Linked DNA regions of Homo sapiens: region 2 is linked to region 1. Evidence: read pairs that join two places in POLR2A ChIA-PET (ENCODE). Cell type or tissue: B cell. All regions are shown on one strand. Links, peaks and the distances in the headings refer to the core of each region. The heading gives the core; the rest is flanking DNA.

The links. Peaks named below come from ENCODE experiments on the same cell type or tissue, not always from the same donor. Only the 100,000 strongest peaks of a DNase experiment are listed, where the experiment ranks them.
Region 2: POLR2A ChIA-PET joins it to region 1 with 7 read pairs; 2 of 35 experiments call an interaction of 5 or more read pairs at or near these places.

Annotation. Positions count from the first base shown.
Region 1 is chr3:194,970,561-194,979,743 of GRCh38, reverse strand. No RefSeq gene overlaps it. Among named protein-coding and RNA genes, the nearest start is that of XXYLT1-AS1, 120 kb to the left of the region's middle. In B cell, for the core only: no CTCF peak of the experiment used is centred there; a DNase peak (open chromatin) is centred at 4,083.
Region 2 is chr3:195,158,130-195,166,323 of GRCh38, reverse strand. The region is part of intron 2 of XXYLT1 (xyloside xylosyltransferase 1); the gene reads left to right. Among named protein-coding and RNA genes, the nearest start is that of XXYLT1-AS2, 14 kb to the right of the region's middle. RefSeq lists a silencer at 2,808-2,975 and enhancers at 3,671-3,820, 3,861-4,000, 5,535-6,049, 6,062-6,562. In B cell, for the core only: no CTCF peak of the experiment used is centred there; DNase peaks (open chromatin) are centred at 3,940 and 5,143; H3K27ac peaks cover 567 bases.

The sequences.
Region 1 (9,183 bases), core at 1,804-6,803:
TTAAATCTCCCAAATTGATGATGATGATGATGATGAGATGATGGTGATAATGATGATTCAATACTTATTTAGATCTTACTAATTTCTTTGTACACACTTACTGTTATGGGTTGAATTGTGTTTCTTCAAAATTCATATGTTGAAGCCCCAATAGCTCAGAATGTAACTGTATTGGGAGATAGGGTCTTTAAAATAAAGAGGTAATTAAGTTACAGTGAGGTGTTTAGAATGGGCCTTAATCCAATATGATGGATGTCCTTAAAAGAAGAAGAAATTTGGACACAGACACATGTCTGCAAAGAGAGGAAAGGCCGTGTGAGGACAGAGCAATAAGACCGGCGTCTGCGAGCCAGAGAGAGAGTCCTCAGAAACCAGAGCTGCTGACACCTTGACCCTGGGCATCCAGCCTCCAGAACTGGGAGAAAATAACTGTCTGCGGTTGAAGCCACCCACTCTGTGGTACTTGGTTATGGCAGCCCTAGCAAATTAATACACTTGTTTTTTTTTTTTTCCAGTCGTGCTTTTCTTCTGGGTTCACTTTCTATTTCCCCTCTGAATTGTTGACTAGTTCAAGTTCTTTCAGAGGGGATCTCTGGGCCTTAAACTATCTTAATATATCTAAACAAATATTTAGCTCACCTCTGTCTAGCTGATCCACCTGGCATATCTTGAACGCCAGTTTACTTGAATATAGAATTCAAGGAGCGAGTCTCAGTCCCTGGGTAATGTGGACTTAGCAGGTCCCATTCCACCAGCTCCTACCTCTCGGAGGAATGACTCTCTTCAGTCATTTCTTCAAAGGGACATGCTCAATAAACAAGAGCTCCTTCACAGGTACATTGAATATTTTTTTCTTTTTTCAGACGAAGTCTCACTCTCACCCAGGCTGGAGTGCAGTGGTACGATCTCGGCTCACTGCAACCTCCACCTCCTGGGTTCAAGTGATTCTCCTGCCTCAGCCTCCTGAGTAGCTGGGATTACAGGTGCCCACCACCATGCCAGGCTAATTTTTGTATTTTTAGTAGAGACAGGGTTTCACTATGTTAGCCATGGTGGTCTTGAACTTCTGACCTTGTGATCCACCTGCCTTGGCCTCCCAAAGTGCTGGGATTACAGGCGTGAGCCACCGCACCTGGCCCTATTGACCTCTTAAGTGTAGACATACTGGAGGAGAAGGAGAGGACCTGTTCTACACTATAATCCCCTTGGAAGACATTTTTTCTTAGCACATTGAAGATATAAGTCATTGTCTTAGGATATCTATGTTGATGAAGGAAGCTCTGCCGTTAATCTGATAGCCATTCTTTTGTAGGTGATCTATCTCTTCATTAAACTAGCTTTTACCATTTTTTTTCCTTGTAGATGTGAATTTATGTCTATTTATCCTGCTTTGGGCTTAGTATGCTTATTTAATGTGGGGCCATAGGTCTTTCCTAATCTCTGAAAAATATTTCTGCCATCATCTCTTTAAATATTGCCTCTTTCCCCATCTCTGTATTCTCACGCTCCTGTTAGGCATAAGTCTCTCTCCTCCACATCTCTGAACTCCTCTCTCAGATTTCATATCTCTTTATATATCTGTGATCTCCTTTGCTCTATCATCCTACTCATTAATTCCTCTTTCAGTTGTCTAGTGATGATTTAACTTGACCATTAGTTTTTAAAAACCAATTATTATATTATTCATTTCTGTAATTGTCTCCTACAATATTCTGTTTTTGCATTATCAGTCTATTCTTTCTTTCTTTCTGTGTTTTTTTTTTTTTGATAGAGTCTCGCTCTGTCTCCCGGGCTAGAGTGCAGTGGTGCAATCTTGGCTCACTGCAACCTCCACCTCCCAGGTTCAAGCAATTCTCCTGCCTCAGCCTCCCGAGTAGCTGGGATTACAGGCATCTGCAGCCACCACCGGCTAATTTTTGTATTTTTAGTAGAGACGGGGTTTCACCATGTTGGCCAGGCTGATCTTGAACTCCTGACCTCAAGTGATTCGCCTGCCTCAGCCTCCCTAAGTGCTGGGATTACAGGGATGAGACACCGCGCCCGGCCTCTTATCAGTCTATTCTTTCTTTGAGTTCTTCAAATACTTCAAATATAGCTATTTTAAAGTCCCTCACAGACTTCTATACAATTTTACATTTCTGACATGTTTTCTGGTTGAATCTGCTGTTTACTGCTCAGAGCTTTGGATTTCTTTGCGCGCTTTGTATTTATGTGGGTGAAGCTATCTCCTGAGGGGTCCTGCATATGCCTGGATTGCAGAGATGTTCCTCTGGAATGACATTGTGATTGCATCTGTTGCCTCTAAAGGGCAAACAGTTTCTAGACCAGTATTTATGTGAGTTTCTAGGCTCGGGACATCCACACCGTGCTGGTAGCAATGAGAATACCTGTCCATAATTTTGTGTCATACAACCTAGAGGTTCAGATATTTTATTGGTGACAGTTTCCCTCATGGTCCAAGGTAAGTGACCCACTTTTGTGCCTAATATTCAGGCCAGCAAGCAGTTTTTCTAATCCCAGTTCCTAAACAGGAGAGCCCTTTCCTGACTCCTGGTTTCATTTGGGGAACTCAGTCCTAGTATTCCTGCTGTCGGCAAGGCTGTGGCCTTGGTGTCACTTCCTGGGCAAGAACTAAAGCTGCAGCCTTTCTAAACACCGTATGACTCCATTTCTCTGGAATTCTGGAAAAAGCAGAAATAGAAGGGCAAATATAGACCAGTAGTTTCCAGGGGAGGGGGAAGAGTTGGCTACAAAGGGCAGAAGGACGTTCGTGGTGATGGAACTGCTCCATGCCTTGACGGGGGTAGTAGTTCTATGACTGTATTTATTTGCCGGAACTCACAGTATTATATCCTAAAAAGGGCGAATTTCACTGTATGTAAATTATATCCTAATCTGGTTTTTAAAAGATGCAGGGTGATAAACTATCTCTATAGCTCAATATGATTTCTGATAACTTGAAAACTAAACCCAGCCTCTAAGGCACACACAGGGTGTAGCTCAATCCTGATTACCACTGCAAGACTCCTCTTTATTTGAGCATCCACAGATGCTTTTTTAGCTTCTGAGCTTCGTTATAGGTTTTGAAATTTAATTTTCTGTACTTTACCTAGAATTTCTATGTGTTTGGAGCAGGAGACCGACCATGGCAGCTCAGACCACTACCTTGACTGAGAACCAGGCCATCGGCACTGCTGGACATAAAGTCTCTGACGGGCCTCAGGACTCTGAAAATGATCATGCATTTTCCAAACAAGCAGCACACACTATTCTGGGTGGCAGGAACTGCCTTGCTTTCCTAATCTAGATGGTGGTTCTTTTATCCTTTCTCCCTCTTCCAGGTGTTTCCTTTGGAAGCACCTCCCCAGCCCAGGTTTCCGCTTCTGATGTCCCTGAAGTGCAGTCTGCCCCAGTGGCTGGATCCTCCCTGTAGTTGCTGAGGACTGGATCACCCCACAGCATTGTGTCAATGCAGTGGGTGCTGCCTCCATCCTGAGCTAAGGGCCTAAGCCAACTCCTAGGACTTGGCGTCCGGGAAGGCGTCTGCTGGCATCTGCTTCCAGTGCATGCTGGTTGCCCAACAATTTGGGTAAATAATGCCATTGCGTTTGGCTGTACCACTGGAAATAGGCCAACTCCAAGAGGTTGCACTGCTTCTGTCTTGATTATTTGCATTGGCTGTTGAAGTGATCTGAAGCTACTAAAACACAAAATGGATTCATTTGAGTGAATAGCAAAGAAGTTACAAATCCTTCTGTATATCATTTTCTCAAAAACTTAAGAGCATGTTACAAAATGTAGAGCAATACAGTACTTCTGTAAAACATACCCACCCAGATATGTGTGTGTGTGTGTGTGTGTGTGTGTGTGTGAGAGAGAGAGAGAGAGAGAGAGAGAGAGAGACTGTCAGGGCGGGAAGAACTCTCTAGAGAAGGGCCCTCTGGTTTTACTGCTATGGAAACTGAGGCTTAGAAAAGGGAAGTGGCCTATTGAAGGTCACACAGCTGGTTAGTAGACAACAGAGACCAGGCGGTCCCCTGAGTCCTAGTTTAGGACTTGTCCCACTGAGCCTGCCTGCCTGTGAGTCATGTGACACCTGTCAGATCAGCTGTGCTGCTGGACTTGCTGATGGAACCCAGCAGATAGTGGCCCTCAGGTTCCCCGAACCCAAGCCTGGAGAAAGGGAGAGCCCCTGAATCAGATGTGAGAATGATGAAGGCATGGCGGGCACCAGCCAGCATCTGAGCAGCGGAAGCAGAGGCTCCTTCCCTTAGCTCCGTTAGTGTAGCCAGAAAACAGAACATGAGTCCTAAGGCCCTGAAGGTCTGAAGCCTTGAGGGGTGCCCTCGTCACTGCTGTCATTGTGAAGGCTGCTGTCATTGTGAAGGCTGCTGTCATGAAGAAGGTGGAGCCGACTGGAGGGAAGGTGGTCACTCTCCCTGCAAATGCATTCATCTCCTTCACTAGTTCCAGAGCTCTTCAGGTCGGGCTGTGGAACAAGGGGTACAGCACTGACCTTATTTAGAATTGCAGGCACATGGTGAGAAAGAAAAGCAGATTGACCTTCACACAGGTCTATCACTGTTTTCAGCTCTTTACAGACAATGCAGGCCATCTTTTTGGTATCTGTGGGGACGGTCCTCACTGCCACCATCCCCCTGCATACCACCATCCAGAAGTCCCTAAACAGAGCTCCTCCATGTGGTTGTCTGCTAACTGCAGGGCTGGGTTGCATGGTCACCCTTGCATGAAGGCGCAGCTGGGAAGGCGAGCATTTTCCACTTTTCAGGCTCCACCATGGAAGGTAACAAGGGAGGGGCCTGGCAAGCTGCCGTGCCTTTCAGCCACAGTCCCCCCAAAGTCGGCAAGGGGGCCTAGCTGTAGCCCCCTTGGGAGTTTTCTCAGCAATCCATGGAGACCATCAGACCCTAGCAGAGCCAGCTGTGTTGGCTGATACAGCTGTTGCCAAGGCCCACCTTGATAGAGCCCAGGGGCACAGGCACCAGGGAGGCAGATCGCACAGAAATGAGGGCATGTTCTGTGGGTGGGTGTAATTGGAAACTGAATGGTTCTGGAGAGGCCAGGGCCAGGGGCTCACTTACTCCACTGGATAATAATCCAGACTTAAACCTCAAAGTGTTTGCGGGAAGTCAGCATTAGCCTAAACAATCTCATCCAAAATATCAGTGACAAGTGAAAAATTTCATTAGAAAAGCCGGCTGGGCATGGTGGCTCACACTTGTAATCCCAGTACTTTGGGAGGCCGAGGCAGGTGGATCACCTGAAGTCAGGAGTTCCAGACCAGCCTGGCCAACATGGTAAAACCCCGTCTCTACTAAAAACACAAAAATTAGCTGGGTATGGTGGTGCATGCCTGTAAATTCCAGCTACGTGTGAAGCTGAGGCACAAGAATTGCTTGAACCCGGGAGGAGGAGGAGGTTGCAGTGAGCTGAGATTGCGCCACTGCACTCCAGCCTGGGAGACAGAATGAGACTCCATCTCAAAAAAAAAAAAAAAAAAAAAAAAAAAATTGGTTGCTGCAGCTGAAATATACTTTTCTATGTATCTCATCATCAGTTACCAAAATTTAATGGTTCCCACTAGTGATGCTGAATAGCCCTGTTGAACATTCTAATAAGCAAATTAGATAAGTTTGGCGATGTGTTTGCTTGGCAAGTTGAGCTCTGCAAATTGTCTCTTGGTGAATTGGTCTCTCAGCTTTCTGTAAACTGGCATTTGCTGGACTGACCTAGACTCACCCTTCTGGATGGAGACAGGGAGAGCTGGGGTTGCCTCAGGGATGAGAGGTCAGCATTGTGTCCAACGAGTCAAGGGTAACTGGGCCCAAATGTCCTTGCTGAGGCTCCGCCTGGCTTCTCTCCAGTGACTGTGAGTGGTGTTGGCGTGGCTGAAGTGAACTTACTGTTTAACTTGCAAAGGATCTTGGAGAAATGCACAACAGGAGACCCTTCGGTGATGCTTGTCCTTGATGCGTAGCAGCTCTGGAGGGTTCGGAAGCCCGAGAGTCTCTTCTTTCTCAGGAAGAAAAGGGCTGACTGCTTGAGAATCCTGGCGAAGACTATTTGTAAATGTGTTAAGGACCTGACTCCGGGCAAGACAGCTGGGGGTACCTTGAAAAGGTCAGAGTGCCGCCGAATGCATGAGGCAGCTGTGCCCATTTACCGAGACTGGTCCTGGGGGAAAGGCATGAAGCTGGGCCACCTTCTGATTTGCTAAGGGCAACCCTGGGAGCACCTGTGGGTGGGGTGGGATGGGGGAGAGGTCCTGGAGCAGGAGTCTGGGGCAAAATCCAACATTATGGAGCATGTCCAAAGGATGCAGCCCATCCAGTCCTTGCTAGAATGAAAGACTCTCTATCCTGTATTCAAAAAAATTTGTGCCATGTTTATTTCGCAAAGTCACAAAGTGTTAGGTGTGTATGGGAGTGAGGTAGCTGGGGTGTGGTTGTTGAGTAAAGGAGGATGTTTTGACAATTTTAGAGCGTTGCTAAACTGGCCCATTTCTAAAGACAAATACATATTTGTTGATTGACTTAATTGTTAATTACAGTTCTGCCCGCCGAACTGCACAGCTACTTGAGTACGACATAAGACATGCTTAATCACGGTTGACATTTTTTTTTTCTAAGCGTAGTGTTGTTAGAGTCTATAGGTTTTTAAAGTATTTTTTTTTCTGGGTAAAGAGGCTTCTTCAGGCTGGGGATGGTAAATAATTTTCACTGTAAATCATCTCAGAGCTTTGCACAGCACAGGCTTAAAGTACACTGCGATGGGCTTAAAGAGGATTTTATTAAATTGCGGTGTCTTAGGAATGGGAGCAGATTCAGGGCCCTTGAGAGAGAGACCCATGCTGCTGTATGGATATCTCGGACCACTTGAGTCCTGGCCAGGTCTGCAATCCTGACCCTTGAAGCAGCGGCTTCTATATTTGGCCTTCCTCCCCGTACCCATCTCTTTTCATAGCATTCCTTTGCTCCAGCACTAACCAGGAAGCACTCTCTATACCTCCAACCCTTCTAGAAAGAGAAACAACTCTCCAGAACATTACCAGCAACATGTCTACGGGAAATGAATCCAATTTTATTTTTAAAATGCCAGTTCTGCAGAGCAATGCACCACACTTGAAAAACAGCATTCTTAAATATACAAGTTGCTGAATGAGTAGTTTTGGAGTGTTCTCATTGCCCATGCAGTGGAATTTGTTGGGTTTTCCCAAAATAGAAAGGAACTGGATGGAAGATTAGTTGGTGTATTATGTATCCATTTCTGCATAACAAATCACCCAACCTTTAGAGGATCCAGAAGGCAGGGGCAGCTTGAGCTGGACAGTTCCTGCTTGGGGTCTCTCCAGAGGTTGTGATCAGATGTCAGGCAGGGCTGCAGTCCTCTACAGGCTTTTCTGATGCTGGAGGACAGTGTGGCTCACTGTCATGGCGGGGGACTGGGGACTGGCTGTTGGTGGGAGCCTCAGTTCCTCTCCAGCCTGCAGGGCTGCTTGAGTGTCTTCCCAGTACAGTGGCCAGCTTTCCCCATACTGGGTGAGCCATCCAAAGGCCAAGGAGGAAGCTGCAGTACCTTTTATGACCTAGCGTTGGACGCCATGCACTGTAGCTTCTGTCATTTCTGTTTGTCATCCAGAGCAGCTCTGATTCAACGTGAGAAGGGAGACCACATAGGGTTTGAATGCCAGGACATTAGAATCATTAGGGGCCATCGTGGAGGCTAGCTGCCACCTGAGAATCATGCGTTCTGCCTATAACACACCCAGTCGATACCAGCATTTGGTCCAGCTGGGCCACGAAACTGGTTACTTCCCGATGCTATAAGGGCCATATTTTGGATTCATACATCAGGACTCTGTACCACCGTAGACAAGACATTCTTTTGCTTCTGTGTGTTTAAACTATTTCTCTGTACAACAGTAAATCATTCTTACCCAGGTTGTGTCTAGGTTGGAGTGCTTTGGTGCCTGCAGGGGTTGCTTTGACAACTAGAATATTTGTTGGGGATCAGTTGAGCCTAGCATCTGTTTGAGCTTCTCATACTAAATACAGTCCAAAGTGGTTGTTATCTCTTTCGATTCTGAGTGTCCCATTGCATGTGGCATTTCTCAGGAAAAGGAACATCATCTTTGGCTAGTCAAGCTTCTTAATAGCAATGGTAGAAAGCAATTATGCTAATTTAAAACAAAAAGAAACTTCCCAATCTTGGATGTTTTACCATATCACTGGGAAAGATGCAGGACTGAGCTTATAAAATGGGCTGGAGCAGAAAGGCTAGCAGCACTCAGGTTTACACCAAACCACAGCTCAGAACCAGGCAGAGAGGATGCCGCTGTCACATCTGCTGGGAAACAGAGCCTCAGCTGGCATGGCTGCCACTCCACTGCCACCAGCACCTGTGACGCTGGGCACTCACACTGCTGCCCCTGCTGCCACCCCTCTGTACAATGTTACCATCACAGGTCCAGCCATCCCTGCAATGTTTTTCCTGGTGACCCTCCTGCCTCCCCTCAGCAGATCCTAGCACACATCTGGGGCAGGTAGGAATCTGACTGGCTGAGTCTAAGCCATGCTCTCGTGTCCTAGCTGCAGGAGACACTGGAAAAAGCACAAATCTGGCCTTCTTGGCATCCATCGTGGAGGAAGGGCTCTGCTTCCTACAAATACTCGTGAGGTAGTAAATTCACAAACACAAGAAGGGTTCCAGATGCTGGGCCATCAAACCAACAACAAGCACAAAACAGACAAATGTCTGCCACAATTAGTTGCTACCTAGAGAACAACATTTTGGCTTGTACCAAAATGTTTCGTTTCTTAAAAAATACCTGGAGAGTGTGTGAGAAGTTGAGCTGGGCTCTCTGATTTGTCAAAAGATCAAAAGAATGTCTAAAAAAAAAAAAGCCCGATAAAAAATAACAACATCAAAGCAAGAAGAAATATTTGCAACTCTATAATAAAATAAAAGGACAAATAGCCCAATTAAAAAACAGGCAAAGGATATAAGTGTTTATTCTTTTTCCAAAGGAAATATACAAAGTGCCATTGAGAACATGGATGATACTCAATGCCATTAACCATCAAGGACATATAAACCAAAACCACAATGGGATACCACTTCATGCCCAATAGGAAGGCTATAATAAAAATGACAGATAACAAT
Region 2 (8,194 bases), core at 2,112-7,111, 190 kb before region 1:
AATTAAAATAACTCAAATGTTATTTAATTAGAAGAAAAACTAATGAATTAAATGAAATTAAAATTTAATTAAAATTGGGAAATAGACTAATTAGTGCTGAAGTGCAGTTTGGTAAACAGAATCTTTGCAATGATGGAGTCTGCTGTGGGAAGTGACTAAGGGGGTTTCTTGGTGGTGAAATGTGTGGGGACTTCTGCTCCATGGGAAGGGGAGAGTCTGTATTTCCAATGAAAATTGGAGCCTGGATTCTCAGCACAGGGGCCAGTCCTGGACTTCCCCACCTTCCTGTGTCATTCTTATCAGACTCATAACAGGAGGGGCTCCTCTCAACCTTGGTAAACAGAGATGAAAGCAATGAAACTTCACCTGTCAGGGAGGAGGCAGCTAGAGAATGGGGACAGTAAGCCCTGTGTGTGAGGATTCAATGAGGCAAAATATGTAAAGTGTGTAGTCCAGTACCTGAGATATAGGGACTTAATTATCTCCTAGATGATGCTAGATCGTCCATCTTTTTTAGAAGATATAGTATCAACAGCACTAATATAACGATGATGATAGATCGTCCATCTTTTTTAGAAGATGTAGTATCAACAGCACCAATATAACGTGACATTTTGTTAGGATTCCTGGCTCAGGAGACAGGAAAGCTGAAGAGCCATTTGACCATTGGCTAGTCAGTTTGCAAACTGTCACAGGGTAAAAGATATTTGCTACTGAAAAGATTAAGGCCATATTTTTTCCTCCTGCTAGAAAAGGTCAGAGAGGTATTTCTGGACTCATAAAGTGGAGAAACATTTTTCTGTGCTGTGATGTGGGTTTCTTCTAGCACAAGGGATGATGTGGGGCCATTCTTTCCACACCCCTCCATGGTCCCAGGGAGAAGTCAGGCGCTGTGGCTGGGGGTGGACATCTTCCTCTCGCTGAGAAGCCGGCTGTTCTCTGCCTGGTCCTATTTGCCCTTTCTGGGAGAGGATCTCAGGAGTTTGCGCCTCTCTTGGTTGTTGGTGCTTCCGCCGTAGTTGGCTGGAGGAGGCTGAGGAAACCCTGTAGCCTGCGACCCTGTAGAGGATGGTAGGAGGCTGGAGAGCACCACCTGGAGAAGAATGAGTCTGCTGGGGGAGAGGAACTGAGACAGTGTAACTCCAGGGAAGAGTGGCGGATTCATTGTTCACAATGGGGAGAACTGCTGCCAGAATACAGAGACCTTCATGTTAGAGACACGAAAGAGGTAGCCAAGGTGCTAGAACTTGAAAACAAAATGTTTTCATGTGTACACAGGAAGGCGGGGAAGTCCAGGACTGGCCCCTGTGCTGAGAGTCCAGGCTCCAATTTTCACTGGAAATACAGACTCTCCCCTTCCAATGGAGCAGAAGTCCCCACACATTTCACCACCAAGAAACCCGCTTAGTCACTTCCCATAACGGACTCCATCATTGCAAAGGTTCTGTTTACCAAACTGCACTTCAGCACTAACTAATTTGTGTTTGCTTAGGCATTGTAGTCAAGGACCCACAGATAAGCGTCCACATCCATCATGAAATGTGTTTTCAGTGTCAGAATGGAACAAGGTCATGGTCACACAAGAGGTTGGCCATCAGAAACAATTTCAGGAGGTGTCAACCATCTTGGTATGGTATGGGTACCCCAAGGTGAGGCATCCTGCTCACAGAACTCTCTGGGCATTGCAGAAATAGTTGTGGGGTTGTGATCCTACTCTGAGGGTCTGTATTGCTGGTATCTGGCCACCTCTGGCCTGGTCCTCCTTGCTAATGACCATGCCTGGATTCCAAGGGACCCAGTGGGACACAAATGCAGGGAGGCAAGGCAGGGAACAAAGAAGGAACAAAGTGTGAGGCAGGGGACAGAGGACAGTAGTCCTTCAGGATGGCAGCCTGGGGCTGGCAGGCACGGATCTTGTTGATAGACCAACTGGGGACAGCTGAGGGCTGAACAAAGGTCTGGAGGGGAAGCAAGCAAGAGTCCATGCGGAAACACAGCAGCGGCTCCACTGCAGCAAGGAGGCTCCATGAACAGGGAAAGGGGATCTGGATGTGGGGCCAGTGACATGGACTTAGTTCCCATCTTGCCACTAGTGACCATGTGACCGTAGCAACACCTAATCTCTTTGGGCCTCTATTTCTTGATCTGTAAAGTGGGTGTAGTTACTTCTTGCCTTCTGTGGGAGTACTGCTAGTTCCTGCTCTATATCAGTTCTTTCCTTTCTTATTTACAACTGCATCCCATTTATTTGGGGGTAACCTTTTGCCCATAAAAGAATGCATTTCACAGCTTTCATTGTAGCTAAGTGTCGTCACATGACTAAATTTTGTCTAGTGAGCTATGAGAAGAAATGTTAAAGACTTCCAGGAAGGATGCTTAAACAGTCTGCCTCATTGCAGGAAGCAAAGTCAGGGTGTCTTTTCTCTTTGGTCCTTTCAGTTGCCTGGAATGCAGCCAAGTTGGCTGGAGCCCCAGCAGCCCCTGTCTTGCACCATGAGGTACCTTGAGGATGGAAATGAGATCTAGGATAGCAAAGGAGAAAAGCAGAAGTCGTCTGGGTCTTTGATAACTTCATGGAGCAGCCATGCCCTCCGTGGATGTGGCTTAGTTATGCTCTTCTCTGTGTTGAAACTGTTGCTGCTAGAGGTGTTCTGTGATATGCAGTTAAACCCAGTCCACATGGATGCACCTGCCCCCTAGGGTTGCTGTAAGGATCAAACGAGTTAAAGCATGGGAAGGAGTTTTATGGGCTGGGAATGTATTTTGAACGTTGCAACATGCCATAGAAATATAAGGAATTAGTCCTATCATTGTCATTGCCATGTGAATCAATGGAAGGGGCAAGGCTGCAGTGGACAGGCCCTGACAGAGTGCAGGGCCAAGGGCAGGAGCAGGTGTCAGGGGACAGTGTGGGGATGAGGAGCTGCAGGCAGCAGGATGGAACCTTTGTTAGTTTACCTAATTTTAGACTGAATCCATAAGGTGGCATGGGCTCAAATGCCACTCAAGAGGGAGAGAGTGGTTGGAAGGTGAGATTAGAAACAGGAGCCCATAATTCTGATAAAGAATCTCAAAATGGAGAATTTGAAAAGTTGCACTGTGACAGTTTGGGCAACCAGTGGTATCTGTATCATTATTTTCAGAAAACACCTGATAATTCTATCCAAAAAGGATTGCTTTCTACAGCTTCTCCCCCAGGGGTCTCTGAAAAAAAGCCTGTTGGTGAAGAAGAAAGACTAAGCATCATCGGTCTAACTGTTGTGAACAGAGTCCAGATGTGTTCCTGCCTCAAATAGGAAAGAATTTAAGCTTTTAGAGACAAAAAAAAACCAAAAACTTATAGCAGACACGAGAGAGATGTGAACTATGGAAAGGCCAGCAGGGACCATGGACATCCTTACCATAGAAATGGAAGATTTTCAGATCTCAAATTCCATTTCCCCTGTGTATTGAACTACATCAATCCGTGCGTAAGCCATCACTTCATATTGGCAATAGAAGCGAGAGGGAAATTTACATTGGGTGTTATATGTGCTGTCTTATGTAAGTCCCCCAAATTTTTCAGCCAAGTTCAAAATAAATTCTGTCCTATCCTAAAGGATATGATTTATACCTCTTAGCAGAAGGTGCTAAGGATGAGGAAGGAGACTCATGTTACACTGTTGCTGAAGCAAAAACTGTGTCTTCTCATGATAATTTGTTTGGTCCACAAAACAGGAGCTGGGCGCTATAAACAATGCCATGGCTGAGCCATAGCCAACACAGTTTTTCATGCTTCATTTTGAGAGGGGGCGAGTAAGGCCTGAAGAAAGTTTGTTGTACAGCGAATATATGAAACTGGCTGTGGTTATTCATTTCAACTTCCTGGACCCAAAACCTTTTACCAGAGCTGCTAACAGGTTGCATAAATCACTCTATGAACTCTGTTTCCTTTCTCCCCCCGACCATCCGAGGAGGGGCAGGCTGCTAATGTGGAAAACATAGATTAGCACAGTGAGAGTCAAGGCCTTCCTGTCTGGGCAGAGCCTGCAAAGCTGAGCGCTGGCCGTATCCTGGCTGCCCAGGAGCCCGGAAGGCAGGGCAGCATGGGCAGTGAAAAGCAGGCACCAGGCTGTCGAGCCCAACAGACGGGGTTTCGAGCCCTACCACTGACCAGCTGCGTGATCTTGGATTATTATACTTCTCGATTTCCTCATTTGTCAAGTGGAATTTTTTTTTTTTTTTTTTGAAACAGGGCCTCACTTGGTCACCCGGTCACCCAGGCTGGAGTGCAGTGGTGCGAACACAGCTCACTGCAGCCTCAGATTCCCGAGCTCAAGTGATCCTCCTGCCTCAGTCTTCCTAAGTGCTGGGATTACAGGCATCAGCCACTGCACCCAGCCAAATAGAAATAATATTAATCTCAGGGCTGGGCGTGGTGGCTCACACCTGTAATCCTAGCACTTTGGGAGGCCAAGGTGGGCGGATCACCTGAATTCAGGAGTTTGAGACCAGCCTGGCCAACATGGTGAAACCCCGTCTCTACTAAAAATATAAAAATTAGCCGGGTATGGTGGCGTGCCTCAGGAGGCTGAGGCAGGAGAATTGCTTGAACCCGGGAGGCGGAGGTTGCAGTGAGCCAAGATCGCGCCATTGCCCTCCAGCCAGGGTGACAGAGCAAGACTCCATCTCAAAAAAAAAAAAAAAAAATCTATATATCTATATATCTCATAGAGTGTTTAGATGATTCGGTGATACAAGGGCATAAAACCCTTTCTTCCAGAAGTTTCTCTATTGGTCTTTGTCAATGAAAGAGAATCCCAATAGTCTTCATGCTTCTTGGGGATGAGGGTCTTGTGGGAGGTGGTCATGGTTGGGGGTTCTGTCCATGAAGCCCCAGCCACTGCACAGAGATGATCTGGGGTCGTCTGCTATCTTCACCCTTGATGTGGAAGCATTTCTGGCTCATAAGAGGACTTTAAAAGGGACTTCAGAGATGTCCGAAGGCTTTTCTCAGAAATGTGTCGTGGCTCAAGCAAACTATCGAGCGAGGCGAATCTGTAATTGCTCTCCACCCTGAGCCTTTTTTGCTGAGTTGTCTTAAACAAATTACCGAAAGTCTCTGAGCATCAGGTTCCTCATCTGAAACTGGAAGATACTAACCACCACCTCGAGGAGACATGATGGAGGTTCATGGGCTGAATCAGCATGCAAAGCCTTCCCAGGGCCTGGCACACAGACATCCCTTCCCTGCTCCTAGAGGGTGAACATTTGTCTGGTCAGGCTGGAGGAGCCCCTAGAATCTGTGGCCAAGGCGCAGGACCCTTGGCAAGCTCCCCGTCTTCCTTTGTAGCCCCTATTCCTATAGTGAGCCAGCTGCCCTGTGGCTGGGCCTTGTCCTGGGAGGGAAATGGAGAAGAGCGCTTTGACAGAGAAACATCCAGCCCAGAAGCGACCCAAGTTTCTGTTGGATGTGAGATCCACCACCGCCAATTCCAACCGCACATCCCCTTGGGGACACGCCCTGGGTCTGTGCGTCGCGGGGCGGACCCTCTACCACATGCTCAGACCCTCCAGTGCGAGAAGCCAGCCTGGTCTGGCTGGTGGAGCACAGGGGGACCGTGCCTGTCCCGTGGGCCTCAAAACAACTCCTCTGGGGTCAGGATCCTCTCACTGTTAGGGGAAGTCTCCACCCCTTTCAGTTGCCCTTTGGCTCCCGCAGGCCAGAGGTGCTCCTGAACAGCAATTTAAAAACACCAGAGTATGATAAGGCAGGTGGCATATTGCTGCAATATTTCAAAGTGGACAATGGGAAAATTAGCCCCTTTTCCAGGCAGCTGCTTCCAGGTCCTCAGCCTCAGGACGCTGGAGTCACATAGCTTAATGCTGTCATCATTTCCCCTTCTCCCTAAACCCTCTCCCAGTTAGTGGAATTTGGGCTGATGCTCTGCAGTGAAAGCCCTCTAATGTGTTGTAAATATTTATCTCTGCAAATCTCTGAAGCCATTTCAAAACAGAAAGACAGAGGAGGCGCTTGCATGGTTCACCTGCCCCTCCCTGAAGGCCTGTTGTGTTTCCCAGGACAGTAGGCACTGTGCTTACCTGAGCATGTCTTTTCTTTGCATCGTTTCTTGATCTATTTTGTTGCGTGTTGCTTTTTGTGTGTTAAGATGTGTCTGCTAAGAATTGTTTCTGGGGATAGGAGAAGGGAAAGGAGAGGACAGAAGGCTCACTATTTTTTTCTTCTGGATTTTTTTTTCCTTTTCTTGTTTATTTTTGGGTATCATTAATTACTCACTCTGGGTTGTAATTCCACCCATGGTCAGATGACATGCTTGTGGCTGGTTTAATTGGATGCTGATGATGAGCCGAGTTGGCCCAAGCATGTCCTGGGAGGGAAATGGAGAAGAGCGCTTTGACAGAGAAACGTCCAGCTCAGAAGCGACCCAAGTTTCTGCTGGATGTGAGATCCACCACCGCCAATTCCAACCGCACATCCCCTTGGGAATGTTGATTTGAAAATCTCCCAGCTGGTACTGGGGCCGTGCATGTGGCCCTCTGTGGTGTAATTGTACGGAAGCATCGGCCGCCAGCCAGGCCTCAAACCCAGGCAGAAGACATAGGTGTTCTCAGCCCTGAAAATAGTCCCCTGGACAGCCAGGAGCTCCTGAGGAGTGCTGCCAGGGCCGTGACGGCAATGATGGTGACAGGGTCTTGGAGGTGTTGAAAGCTACACCTTTAGCTTGTACTCACTTGTCTTCATGCTGATATTTCCATGGGATGATATGCAGATACTCCACGAGCTAGTTGTGTTGGGTGCCTGGTTAGTCCTGAGCACACCCTTTGGTCCATTACACAATGCATTCTGCTCTCTAGGAGTTTATGGCCTGTGTTGGGAGTGGGTTGGAGGTGACGGGGCTAATAAACACAGGAGCATTAACTAGGGAGTCAGTAGACCTGGGTTCTGAGATCAGCTTTGCCACCTAGCTTGCGTGTAATGCCTGACAAGTCTCTCTTCTTGGCCCTCAGCTTCCTCATCTGTAAAATGGGTAGAGTGGCATCAGTTATAACCAGTGTTTTCAGATCTGCCATGCCATTCTTTTTGTTGCGTTTTCTCAAGATTTGGACATGGTGGACATTCAGGCAGCCTTGGGTGCTGGCCATTCTTGTGAGTCTTGTAGCTGTCTAGTCTTCCTTTTTCTCATTCTTCCTCATGATTCTTAGGTTTCATGTCTTCCTGGCTTTGGGGGCAGTTATCTCGTTCATTTATTCCTTACATTTCAGTGATCCTACTGCTATCATTTCAGCTATCCTCCAACCAGCATCTTCTCTGCGATGTTACTTCCATGGATCAGTCTCATTTTGTCCTCACAAAGCCTTCAGCGTTCTGTGTAACCCTCTTGCCCCCACATATTTCCCACAGAGAGACAGCTACCTCAAGGACCAGAGGCCAGAGGAACAGGCCCCTTTAGAAACCTCATCCTAATGAATTCCAGCATTCCTAGTAAGCATCTTTCTCTTCAGCAGTGACATTTACAACTTGGCGTCTTATTTCATAATTACATGAAGGGGCTAACCTCCTGGACAGGTGCCCGCAGGACAGTGCAGGCTGCACAGGGGCCTGTTGGCCTCCGGGAATAGAAAGGAGTGGCCTCCCATCTCAGTTGTTTTATATCTGTGTGAATGGGTCACTTTGTGCTGGAGTTGCCGCCTGTCTCCTTCCTAGTCGGTGGACCTCACCTGGTGAAGTGTTACCAACTTTAAGCAAACCCTTCCTGGAAGGTGCTTTAGGAAGGAGGAGTTGTAAATAACATCGAAGCAGCTCAGATTCTGGTGTCTTAGGCCTACATAGGACCTTTCTGGGTTTACTCCCAGTTGGTCCCTAAAGCGCAGGGGAAGTGCTCAGGTTTACTGAAGGGTATATTAAGACAAGATGAAGATGCTCATCCAGAAGCGTCTGATGGTCCTGAGCCCCGCCCTCCCAGCATATTCCCATTCTCAAGGAATGCCCTCTCCAGAAGGGTGGTGAGACAGGTACGCGGGTGGCCATGACCACAGGCAGGCAGACAGCCATGTGGGGAGCACAGAGCAGGAAGCCATGACTCCTGCAGGGCCTGTCTGGGGTGTTTAGGCTGCTGCTTGCAGAATAAGTAGAGTTTAGATGGCCTTGAAAGAGAGAGCACCTGTAGCAGGTGGTGGGCTTTCGATGTGATGA